2 separate regions of the Homo sapiens genome follow, and region 2 is linked to region 1. A link is a contact called in ENCODE Hi-C data. All regions are on one chromosome and are shown on one strand. Each heading gives the region's core, a stretch centred on a gene start or an enhancer-like site at or near the end of the contact. The rest is flanking DNA. Distances are from core to core; before and after follow the strand shown.

Region 1 (6,716 bases), core at 3,860-6,359:
TCAAAATAAAATGCTAAATAGAAAATAATGCTATCAAATATATATGTATATATTTGCTATCAAACATATATTATATGTATATATTTGCTATCATATATATCAAATATATTTCAAAAGGACTCAGAAACCAACTTAAAGGGATTCCGTCTGGCCAAAGATGGAACCACTTAATTTTCAAAAAGAATCACAACTTCTATGTACTGAAATATTTACTATCTGTTTAAACCCATGAGCTCATGATGGTAACAAAACAAAATACCCTCCTGCTTAAAAGCCTACTCAATATTTTAGAAACTGTCTTTCCTGCATGAATTACATAAACAAATAGAGAATAGAAATTTATCTTTAGAAAAGTATTCTAGGCCAGCCGTGGTGGCTCATGCCTATAATCCCAACACTGGGAGGTTAAAGAAGAGGATCACTTGAGCCCAGTTCAAGACCAGCCTGGGCAACATAGAGAAACCTGTCTCTACTAAAAATTAAAAAATCAGCTGGGCATTGTGGCATATGACTATACTCCCAGCTACTTGGGAGGCTGAAGTGGGAGGATCACTTGAGCACAGGAGTTTGAGGCTGCAGTGAGCCATAAACGTGCCAGCCTAGGCGACAGAGTGAGACTCTGTCTCCAAAAAAAGAAAAGAAAAGTATTTTGGCTAGTAAATAAAGAAGAAATGGTAGAATTAGCAGATCACCATTTTGCCTCCCCTAATGAAGGCAAATCACAGCAATAGTAAATCACAGCAATAATCAAGTCAATAGTTCTTAACTTCACAAAAACAAAGAAGGTAACACGTGCCTCCAGAAGTAGACAAATGCCACGTATGGTATAGTTGTGTGAAAAGAACTGAACATAAACCTGATTAGACTTCCAGATCAAACTACCAATTTTACCAAGGCATACAAGATATTTTTAAAAAATGTGCTAAAGGTGAAACAAGGGTAACATAATCCAAACTGAGGATAACCAACCCAGTTTCTTCAAAACAATGAGCACGCAGGAGACATACTATGGGAACTATTAAAAGATTTAACCCAACTGCCACATGTATTAAGAAAGACAGTATTATGGGTTATTCCTAGCCCCTTTTAAAAAGATTCCTTATTGGTCAGGTGTGGTGGCTTACACCTGTAATCCTACCACTTTGGGAGGCTAAAGTGAAAGGACTGCTTGAGGCCAGGAGTTTGAGACCAGCCTGAGCAATACAGTGAGAATACATTTCTAGGCCGGGAGCAGTGGCTCACGCCTATAATCCTAGCACTTTGGGACACCGAGGCGGGCAGACTGCCTGAGCTCAGGAGTTCGACATGCATGACACGGTGAAAGCCAGTCTCTACTAAAATACAAAAAAAATTAGCGAGGTGTGGCAGCGTGCACCTGTAGTCCCAGCTAGGCGGGAGGCTGAGGCAAGAGGATCGTGTGGGCCCGGGAGATTGAGGTTGCAGTGAGTTGTGATCACGTCTCTACACTCCAACCTGGGTGACAGAGCAAGACCCTATCTCAAAAAAAGAAAAAAAGAAACAAAACAAAACAGACTTCACCATTTAAAGACAAACAAATACTTACAGATGAATCTTTTTAAAAGCCAAGAAAAGAGAGACTCCATGGAGAAAATATCAGTTTGGAAGTAACGGATGTCAAAGGCAGACAAAGGGTACTGTGAGGAAGGGGCTAGGAAATGCCCACTGGATTTGACTGCAATTAAATCACTGGTCACCTTTACTGACTGACTTAGCAAAGTGAAAAGGACAAAACGAAAACACGGAGAAGTGAAATGAGAAACAGAAATGAGGAAATCTTCACAAGAGAGTAACTGTTTGTATTGTTTGCTGTGCAACCCGAACAAAAAGACGAACAAATATTTGACGGATGATCACGTCATTCATTCCCCCCATGATCTAGGACTCAACAGTAAAAACAGAATTGTTTACTTGGATCACGATATTTCCGTCCCTGGAAAAATTATATGCACCAAGTTCTCCTTGGGCAGCAGGCCCTCTGCTTACATAAGCACCAAGAATAAGCCATAAGTTACAGTAATTTAATGGTTGTTGTTAGGAAAGCTATCCACAATTATATCAACTTGAATGAAGAAATTTTTCCAAGTCCCAGAAAATCTTTTAAGTCCACAAGTAACAAAACTGGTTTCTCCTTATAATCAATGCAAACGATGTCATGGATGGTGATATGGTTTCGGTGTGTGTCGCCTCCCAAATCTCATGTTCAATTGTAATCCCCAATGTTCCCTCTTCCTCCTGCTCTGGTGATGGAAGATGCACCCACTTTCCCTTCACCTTTCACTTGACTGTAAGTTTCCTGAGGACTCCTCAGCCACGCTTCCTATGATAGAGCCTGCAGACGTGAGCCAATTAAACCTCTTTTCTTTATAAATTACCCAGTCTTGGTTATTTCTCTATAGCAGTGTGAGAATGGACTAATACAGATGGCATTTTCCTTTTGTGATGACTGCCAAGAGTATCAGTCCTAGGTGCGGCTCAATTTCAACAGCCTTAAAATATACTACCCATACATACAAGCTTCACAAATCATTTTTGGTGCTGATCTGCCACACTAACTATATTTTACAGGATAATGTCTATTTCCACATTCCCATTTTAAAGTATGAATCCTGGCTGGGCTCGGTGGCTCATGCCTGTAATCCCAGCACTTTGGGAGGCTGAGGCGGGAGGATCACCTGAGGTCAGGAGTTTGAGACCAACCTGGCCAACATAGTGAAACCCCATCTCTTCTAAAAATACAAAAAATTAGCTGGGCATGGTGGCCCACGCCTGTAATCCCTGCTACTCAGGAGGCTGAGGCAGGAGAATCACTTGAACCCAGGAGGTGGAGGTTGCAGTGAAGCGAGATCATGCCACTGCACTGCAGCCTGGGCAACAGAGCAAGACTCCATCTCAAAAAAAAGAAAAAAAAAAGTATGAATCCTTACAAACCTCTTAAAATGCATCATAAAATAAAGTTGAGGAACATATACACAAGCAGGAAAACTCACCTGCAATGTGTTCATTTTCTGCTGCTCTTGGAAACATGCAGAGACTGTGGCTGATAGACCTAGAGGGGCAGAAGCAGGTCACTGAAGTCATGAGGGCTCCGGCCTGCAAAGGCAGAAATCACCTGCATAAGAACCGCAAAAGAAAGCTCAATAGGCTAACACCCTGTGAACACTCAACCTGCAAACACTCAGAAGGGTCTAAAAGAGTGATACAGGGTTTCACCATGTTGGCCAGGCTGGTCTCAAATTCTGGCCTCAAGTGATCCGCCTGCCTGGGCCAACATGGCAAAACCCCGTCTCTACTTAAAAATAACAAAAAAAATTAGCCAGGCATAGAGTCACATGCCTGTAGTCCCAGCTACTCAGGAGGCTGAGGCACGAGAATCCTTTGAACCTGGGAGGTGGAAGTTGCAGTGAGCCGAGACCACGCTGTTGCATTCCAGACTGGGTGAGAGACACTGTCTCAAAAAAAAAAAAAAAAAAAAAAAGAGTGATAGGGGAAGCATGCGCCTGTAACTCTAAGATAATCAGGTAGTAATTAGATGAGTTAGACTCTCATGGGTAACATGACTCCTTTTACAAATAGTCTGCCATCATCATCAAATACAAGGCGCAAAAAGAAAAAAAATTCCCATTATACGGCTCATGTTTTTTGTGGTTTGTTGGTTGAGACAGGGTCTCAATCTGCCACCCAGGCTGGAGTGCAGTGGTGCATTCACGGCTCTCTGCAGCCTCGACCTCCTGGGCTCCATCCATCCTCCCACTTCAGCCTCCTGAGTAGCTGGGACCACAGATGCATCCCAGCATGCCTGGCGACTTTTGTATTTTTTGTAGTCAGGGTGTCCCCATGTTGTCTAGGCTGGTCTCTAACTCCTGGTCTCAAGGGATACTCTTGCCCTAGCCCCGCAAAATGCTCGGATTACAGGTGTGAGCCACTGCATCCCGCCCGCATTTTCTTATTGTCTCTTTAAACTGCTTAAAATAAAATAAGCCATAGGAATTGAGTATGTGAGCTCTCAGAAATGAAATGAATGTGTATAAAATATGGTTTTGTTTCTAAATTATCTAACTGAACTTGGTTATTGCTGCACCTAATAATCTTCTATTAAGAAAACTAGGATACGGGAGAAAGAACACTGGCCTGGGAGATAAGTCTCCTGGGTTCTACTATGAGCAGCTCTACCCACAAAGCCGGTGACCTGGTCAAGTCACCCACCTAAGGCCCAGTCTCTTCCCCTAGCAACTGAGGCAGCAGCAGAGAATCCCTGCAGACTGTTCCTGCATTACTACGATTCTCCCAGGGCAGGTCTAAGGGGGGGGATCAGCAGACACTTAAGTGAGAGAATAGAAGTGCTGACGGACGTTTAGAGGCGGTCGAAATCTGGAGCACGGAGAGGAGGAGGAAGGACTGTTAGGGGTTAGCGGGGAGTGGAGACGACGTCCGCAGCTGAGGGTGGTGACACCCTCCACGCCTCCGTAAGCCTCGTCCTCCCAGATCTTCCCATGCAGCACCTGTTCGGTGCAGCCGGACCCTGCCCTCAAACCCAACACATGTCTCTCCGGCAAGCAATCGGGACCCTCCCTCTGCCCCACACTCAAAGGTCCCCAACACAAGGTGACTTCACCCAGGCCCTTCTCGCTCCGGGCCCAAAAACCCAAGACTTACCCTCCTGGGGCTCCGCAGCCTCTGCCCCACGGCTCCCGAGAGGCCGGGGCGGGCTGCTGTCGCTGGCGCGCGCGTCTGCTCGCGAGGTCCCCTCCTGTCCACCTCACCAAGGCTGTTCTGCTCCCGAGGGGCCCGGGCCGGGCCTACGGGGCAAATCCAGGCGGGTGTCCTTCTCGGGGCCCAGATCCGCCTCCCTGGGGCTCCCGGCCCCTCTGGCCCCAGCGCCGCCGGCTCCGGGGTTCACGCTCGGGGGTCCCAGCTCGAGCCTCTACCCGGCCCGCGCGAACCCTGGGCCGCACAGCTCCCGCCCGCCTAGGTGCTGGTCCGGGCGGTCAGCATCCAGCCCCGCAGACTCGGTGATTCTCGTCCACTAGAAGCCAAAGCCTGGGAACGAGAGCAAGCGATGACCTGAAGAGGCACAGGAAGCGAGGGCAGTGCGGAGGTGGCGCGCATGTGCGAACACGCACGCAGGGAGAGGTGCACAAGCGCAGGAGTGCACCGGAAGTCCGCCTCCCGGGACACCCACCGCGGGTCCCAGGACAAGTAACGGACTCTATTTCCCAGGAGCCTACGCGCTCCCCCAGTTTTGGGGCCGTCTTAAATGTCTCTACCCTGCCTAAAGGTTAAGAAGCTCCAGGCTATGAGCTTTGGCAGCCCTGAACCCCGGACTGAACTTCACCTTTGTCTTTACTCCCTTTTAGGGTCAAATCCAGGGCTCCGTTACTGGGTCCTGGAGCCCAAGTCCTCTGGGTTAGAACGGAGTTTCCCATAAGGAGAAGGAAAGGAAAGGGTGTATCATGGTCACTGCTCTGAAATGCTGAGAAGTTTCACTCAAATACTGGGACAGGATAAATGCCCAGCGATGCTTTCCAAGGAACAAAAAGAAAATAGAATTTGTAGCTGGGCGCAGTGGCTCAAGCCTGTAATCCCAGCACTTTGGGAGGCCGAGGCGGGCAGATCGCGAGGTCAAGAGATAGAGATCATCCTGGCCAACATGATGAAACCCTGTCTCTACTAAAAATACAAAAATTAGCTGGGCGTGGTGGCGCGTGCCTGTAATCCCAGCTACTCGGGAGGCTAAGGCAGGAGAATCACTTGAACCTGGGAGGTGGAGGTTGCAGTGAGCCGAGATCACGCCACTGCACTCCATCCTGGCGACAAAGCGAGACTCCATAGCTTTTCTAGATCACACAGCGAATGCCTAAAAACCGTAGAGAAATAAGGACATACACACACAAACTGAACGAGGAAGAGATACCTGTGATCCTACCTTCCCCAGGAGGATTATGTTTAGGGTTAGGTTATGTTGACCAAAAAGAGTCAAAGTCTATAAAGAGTTTTATTCTGGGCCTCCTATTTGAGTGACCATGGCTGGTGACACAGCCTCAGGGGGTCCTGAGAACGTGAGCCCAAAGTAGTTGGGTTACAGCTTGGTTTTATGCATCTTAGGGAGACAGTAGTTACAGGCAAAGACATAAATCAATACATGGGAAGTATATGTTGGGTCAGCCAGGAAAGGCTTTCAGGTCACTAGTAGATTGAAAGACTGGCAGTTGGTTCAGAGTTAAGTGTTGGCTGAACAGCTGGAAGACTACATAAAGAAATGGGCCATTGCGGTGGCTCATGCCTGTATTCCCAGCATTTTGGGAGGGTGAGCTGGGAGGATCCCTTGAGGCCAGGAGTTCAAGGACAGCCTGGGCAACACAGCGAGACCCCCACTTCTACAAAAAAAAAAATAATTATCCAGGTGTGGTGGTGCATGCCTGTAGACTCAGCTACTCAGGAGGCTGAGATGGGAGGATCGCTTGAGCCTGGGAAGTTGAGGCTACAGTGAGCCATGATGGCACCACTGCATTCCAGCTTGGGCAACAGAGAAGAAAAGAAAGAGAGAGAGAGAAAAAGAGAGAGAGGAAGGAAGGAAAAAGAGGGAGGGAAAAAAAAGAAGGAAAAGTTTGAGTTAAGATAAGGGGGATTGTGGAAACCAAGGTTCTTGTTATGTAGGTGAAGCCTCAGAACAGGCTTCAGAGAGAATAGATGATAAA
Region 2 (6,419 bases), core at 3,411-5,910, 58 kb before region 1:
AGCAGATTCTGGAAGAAGAATAGAAAATGTGAAATTGGAATAAACACTTCAAAGATGATGGTATTCAGTATTTCAGCGTCCTCCCCACGCCTACCACAGAGCCTGGGATCCAAGAGTCAGTCAATAAACTCAGCTAAGTCTACACTACAGGCCTGTACAGTAAATCAAGGAAGTGTTCATTATTTCCACCTCACAGATCATCAGACAGAAGGGGATAAAATGGGGCCTAAATGGGGGCCTAATGTGTAGAGACTAAGACAGTCCAATTGTCTGAACTCTGAAGTTCACGTATGAATCTAGATATACTTTATTTGCCTACTAAGCTCACCTGCCAGGCGCTAAGAGCACACAACTATGAATGGGGAAGTCTCTGCCCTTGAGCAGGGAGGGTGCGTACGAACCCCAGGTTACCGTCTGATAAAGAGGTGTGCGCGCGCAGTGCCGTGAAGGCCTGGGCCGGGAACACCAGCAGCCCTCAAAGTGCTGGAGGGAAAGGAAGCAGTGTTGTTCTGGACCAGTAGTTCTGACAGGCAAGGATATCCTGACCACGCCACCACATTCACACTTCAGAGGTGCTGCACCGGGAAGATCATTCTCATCTGACAAATGAGGAAGGCGAGGCTCAGGGCAGCTAAGCCAGGCTTCAGATCCTGAGCGTCGCAGCACCCCTTCTCTAACACTTCCTGATGTGGGCTCCGGCGCTGTTAAACGTAGGCCCGCTCCGGTGTGCTGAGCCAGGGTGCGTTCGGCCTGCAGAGCAATCTCCAGCGACTGACAGGCACGACGCCCTTATTCCAACCCAAGCCGGGGATGCTGCTCAGAAGGCTGGATCCACGGCCCCACTCCAGCTCACCTGGGCAGGGTGGCAGGCTCGGGGGAGTCTGCATCTTCTTCAAGCTCTCTAACAGTGGGTTGGTGCTTGGGGCCAGGAGGGAGGTGGGTGGGGAGGCAGTTGCAGCAGCAGGCAGGGTAAAGGTAAATGAAGGCTGAGTGGTAGGTGGGGTCTCAGTGACAGAGTTCGAGGCAGCATCTAAGAAAGAAAGAAAGGTGAAGCAGTCCTGGCTTGTCTGGGACTTCTTTCCACATGCCTGTCGGAGAGCAGGCTCTCAGCACAGCTCATGGAGGAATGTCTGCCCTAAATTGCAGTAGTCCCTGCTGTCCAGTTCCCGTGAAGACCAACACGGATATCTCAGGTGAGAAAGACCACAAGAAAACATGGAACTCTACTTCGGATTTTCCCAGAGAAACCCATTTTTCCAAACACCAAAATAAAACCAAAGAAAACAGACACCTGAAACCTCTCGAGAGTGCAACGATCTGTGCTCCTTACCACTCTTGTCCTCCAAGGCCTGGTTGAACCACTGTAATGAAGCCTTCTTCTCTAAGTCTAGGTCCTCGGCAGTGATCGAATAGCCAAGCTGGGGAGGTGGAGGCTACCAAAGAGAAAAAGAAGAAGTCAGGCCAATCAGAAAAAACGGGAAGGCTGGGCGTGGTGGCTAACGCCGGTAATCTCAGCACTCTGGGAGGCCAAGCCAGCTGGATCACTTGAGGTCAGGAGTTTGAGGCTGGCCTGGCCAACATGGTGAAACCCCATCTCTACTAAAAATACAAAAAATTAGTCAGGCGTGGTAGCAAGCGCCTGTAATCCCAGCTACTTGGGAGGCTGAGGCAGGAGAATTGCTTGAACTCAGGAGGCAGAGGTTACGGTTAGCCAAAATCGAGCCACTGAACTCCAGCCTGGGTGACAGAGGGATGTTGTCTCAAAAAACAAAAACAAAAATAAGTTAGAAAAAAAAACAGAAGAAACTTGTCCTTAGCGTTCCTAAGACTTAGGAGAGCTAAGCCGGGGAGGGCAGGAGTAGATGGACAAGACCATACCAAGGTCAGCTGTTCCCCTCGCCGAGAAGGCAGCAGCTGAACTTTCCGCTTACGCTGCCCAGAGCTGCCAGGTGTAGACTGAGAATTCGAGTTTTGTTTCTTCCTTGGGGTTGTATCTGCAGCTAAAGAAAGAAATCAAGACTCGTTTGCTTCCTTCCCTCTTCCAGAAATGGATGGTTGTGTCTACCCACTTCGCATTTCACACTGAGTTTTCAATGATGGTATCTCTGAAAAGATTCAATCTTCTATGGTTTGGTTGCTTGGATGGTGTTTGTAAGATTAAGGCGCGCACACAAACCGCTTACTGTGCAGTAATTACTGGGATCACCCACAGGTGACTCAAACTGAGCTTACCTCTATCCAATCGTTAGCCCCCATCTGTAGCCTTTCTCCCTCATCAGACTATAAACTTCTGAAGGAGAGGAAATCTCTCTCTTTGTATCTAACATGCCTTAGACATAGCAATGCTCAAGACCTTTTTTCAATAGGTATTAATCTCTACATCCTCCACAAATACCTCCACCACCAACAGCAGCCCCTCCTCCTGGCTCAGCAACCTACCCTTTTCTCCCTGGGACTCCTTGTCTGCTGCCAATGGAGTTGAAGAACTGGAATGATGACACAGCTCTTCTTCTCTGTTGGGAAAAAAGGAACAATTTAGTCTAGAAAGACTTCTTGGCTGAAGTATTAAATAATTTCTCACACCCTCCTAACTACCAAGTGGCCAACATCTAAAACAACCATCATTTAAGATCTCAGTATGCCAGGATAAAAAAAGTCAACAGGAAATTCCAACAGAATGAAGGGAGGCTGTTCACAGAGGCCATGAAGACAGTTTTTGTCTTAAAACAAGCACAAAACAATAATCTTCAAACCTTACTTACAACCTACCAAGTCCCTGGGAGTTCTAGACACAGATGTGATCCCTGAGGGAGTGGCATTCCAGCCAACTGCAAGCACCTAGGGGATCAGCTCGAGTCAAGAACCTGAAGGCGACTGCCCGCTGACTTGACTCTCTCTGCTCTCCACTCTGCATGGCCTCTGTGCTTGCACCCGATCCCTCATGCTGGAGTGGGAGGCGACAGCCAGAGGCCACTGGAGTCAGTATCCAAGACTGTAGGGATGATAGTTGTTCAGGTGGGTGCTGCATTGTCCCTCTCAGGGACTTAGTTTCTTTGATTCTCCAAGTCACAGCAGCACAAAGCCTAAGAGCCAGGTTCGTTTCCCACCTTTCCTCACCCCCTTCTGTCCACGTAGCAAATGAAAACTGCAGGAGAATGCCGAATACCTTATTTTCTTTGCTGGCCTCTCCGGTGTCTGGGAGCGGGATGAGGCTGGGCTAGAGAAGGGTGATGAACTGGGGCCATTTCTCTTCCACAGCTAAAAATCAAGAGGGACATGACTGAGCCTGCTGATAACTTAGCATCTGACCCTCAACATGACAAAGTCTCTTTTTAAGTGACTAAAAAAATATTTTTTATGGTTAAATGGTTAGTCATGCCTGTAATCCCAGCATGCTGGGAGGCCAAGGTGGGAGGATTGCTTGAGCCCAGGAGTTTGAGACCAGCCTGGGTAACATAGCGAGACCCCCGTCTCTACAAAAAATTGAAAAATCAGTTGGGTGTGGTGGTTTGCATCTGTGGTCCCAACTACTCAGGAGGCTGCAGTGAGCTGAGATTGCCCCACTGCACTCCAGCCTGGGTGACAGAGTGAGACCCTGTCTCAAAAAAAAAAAAAAAAAAAAAAAAATAGAAAATGAAAATGAAAAAAATTTGTTTGTGAAGAAAGACCCCTGAAAAGAAAGTCAACTGCCAGTATTAATTATGAAAGCAAAAAAAGAAAAGTCTATAAAAGTAATGGAATGTGAATAAAGGTAGAAGGGATGGACACACTTTTGCATATATTAGCCTCAGTAATGAAGAGCCAGGACACATTCAAACCTGTGCCAGACTGTCTACGGAAAGGATACAAGTAAATTAAAGAAGACAACCCAGTAAACTAATTTAGTCTTGCTTCCATTAAATTTTCGATTTTTCATTTAGTAACTTCATTTTAAAAATACGCTGTCATGGCCAGGCGTGGTGGCTCACGCCTGTAATCCCAGCACTTTGGGAGGCCAAGGGGGGTGGATCACGAGGTCAGGAGATGGAGACCATCTTGGCTAACACAGTGAAATCCCATCTCTACTAAAAATACAAAAAAATACAAAAAATTAGCTGGGCGTGGTGGCGGGTGCTTGTAGTCCCAGCTACTCGGGAGGCTGAGGCAGGAGAATGGCGTAAACCTGGGGGGCGGAGCTTGAAGTGAGCCAAGATCGTGCCACTGCACTCCAGCCTGGGTGACAGAGTGAGACTCTGTCTCAAAAAGAAACAAAAAACAAAAACAAAAACAAAAAAAGCACTGTCATAATATTTATGACTTTTGCAACAACGATGGCATTTATCATCATGTGATGATTATCCATACATCTGCCTCTTCCACCAGGTGAGTTCTTGACAGCAAAGATGGTGTTTTCATCTCTGCTTCCTCCACAGACCAGCAGCAAAGTAGATGGCACAGAGCGGACACTGCAAATAGTCTCGTAAGTGCTGAGCCTAATTACAAAGCCACTAAACTGTCACCTCAGACCGTCTTTCCTACTTGAAAAGCTGCTAGTGATTTCTTACCCAGTACCAGCTACATCATATAAGTACAAACAGGAAGCCAACAAGCTTAATAAGTACAAACAGGAAGCCAAGCTTAATAAGAGTTCAAAAAGGGAAAAGAGGAAGCTTCAGACAAGTGGTAAGCAGCAGAACAGTTCAGTGAGGCCATCATCAGGAAGCCGGGCCCAGGAGGAGCTTGAGAAGACTGCTCACGGCAATAACAGTTGAAGTTACGCTCAAACAGCAAGAAAGGCCAGAGCACAATGGTTTAAAAAACATGGGATTACAGGCATATAAAAGAGCAGAATACAAAAACTCATCAAAGGGATCCAAGGATTGAATATATAAGCGGCATTTTCAATCACTTCAGATCCCTGACACTACCTCGCTGGTTCTCACACGACGGCTCATCAGTCACCTGTGGAACTTTTTTTTTTTTTGAGACGGAGCCTTGCTCTGTCACCAGGCTGGAGTGCAGTGGCACGATCTCACCTCACTGCAACCTCCGCCTCCCTGGTTCAAGCGATTCTCCTGCCTCAGCCTCCTGAGTAGCTGGGACTACAGGAGCATGCCACCACAGCCGGCTAATTTTTGTATCTTTAGTAGAGATGGGGTTTCACCATGTTGGCCAGGATGGTCTTGATCTCTTGACCTCGTGATCTGCCCGCCTTGGCCTCCCAAAGCACTAGGATTACAGGTGTGAGCCACCACGCTTAGCCACCTGTGGAACTTTAAAAGCACATAGATGGCCAAGTGCAGTGGCTCATGCCTGTAATCCTAGCACTTTGGGAGACTGAGGCAGGAGAACTGCTTGAGCCCAGGAGTTTCAGACCAGCCTGGGCAACACAGAAAGACCCTATCTGTAGTTAAAGTAATAAAATTAAAACAAAACCATAAACCTTGCATTTTTGTTCACAATGTGCTCCAGACACTGAGGGATACACATCACTGAGCAAGCAAGGGTCAGAAATGCCAAAGGGGCCGGATGAGGTGGCTCATGCCTGTAATCCCAGCACTTCAGGAGGCTGAGGCAGGAGGATCACCTGAGGTCAGGAGTTCGAGAACAGTGTGGCCAACATGGTGAAACCTCATCTCTACTAGAAATACAAAAATTAGCCAGGTGTGGTGGTGCATGCCTGTAATCCCAACACTTTGGGAGGCCAAGGTGGGAGGATCACTTGAGCCCAAGAGTTTTGAGACCAGCCTAGGCAATATAGTGAGGTCTCTTCAAGGAAAAAAAAAAAAAAAAGCCAAAGGTGACTGTAATGATTAGCTAGGACTGGAAGACAACTGGTCAACTGGTTTAACAATTAGGGGAAAAAAGTTATTACTCCTCTACTTCATTGACTGTACGTACACACTCATTTCAGATATAACAAGACAAGGATGTTTATTATTATGTCTATTCAACTCAAAGTCCTAGCCAAGTGCAGTAAGACATAAACAGAATAAGACTGCAGAGGGAAGGAAAAACTCATTATCATAGACATGAGTGTATGTACTAAAATCCTAAAGAACATACAGATTTAGCAAACTTTCTGAATACAAAATCAGTTGTATTTCTAGACACCAGCACAGCCAATCACATTTTGAAGACACTATTTATAATAGCATCAAAACCATATACCTAGGGCCAGGCACTGTGGCTCATGCCTATAATCCCAGCACTCTGGGAAGCAGAGGCAGGTGGATCACTTGAGGTCAGGAGTTTGAGACCAGCCTGGCCAACAAGGTGAAATCCTGTCTCTACTAAAACTCCAAAATTAGCCAGGTGTGGTGGCGCATGCCTGTAATCTCGGCTACTTGGAACGCTGAGGCAGGAGAATCACTTGAACCCGGGAGGTGGAGGGTGCAGTGAGCCGAGATTGTGCCACTGCACTCCAGCCTGGGCGACAG

Evidence for each region. A loop is a pair of places that touch in the nucleus more often than their neighbours do. Pooled maps may share reads with other maps.
Region 2: a loop to region 1 is called in a pooled map, with 2.5 times the contacts of the local background. The contact joins the enhancer-like site here to the promoter of POM121C in region 1. A Hi-C loop is called at or near these places in 1 of 50 pooled maps.

The regions. Positions count from the first base shown.
Region 1 is chr7:75,481,190-75,487,905 of GRCh38, forward strand. POM121C (POM121 transmembrane nucleoporin C) reads right to left here and starts at 5,110. Exons shown (of 15, transcript NM_001099415.3): 1 at 4,675-5,110. RefSeq lists enhancers at 4,418-4,497, 4,835-5,334 and silencers at 4,778-4,847, 4,868-5,017.
Region 2 is chr7:75,423,196-75,429,614 of GRCh38, forward strand. POM121C (POM121 transmembrane nucleoporin C) reads right to left here. Exons shown (of 15, transcript NM_001099415.3): 8 at 3,167-3,258; 9 at 2,440-2,513; 10 at 1,879-2,000; 11 at 1,331-1,433; 12 at 854-1,030; 13 at 1-8. Among named protein-coding and RNA genes, the nearest start is that of TRIM73, 31 kb to the left of the region's middle. Within about 2 kb of position 4,661, at least 10 of the 41 ENCODE cell types and tissues checked have a DNase peak (open chromatin) inside an H3K27ac peak, as active enhancers do.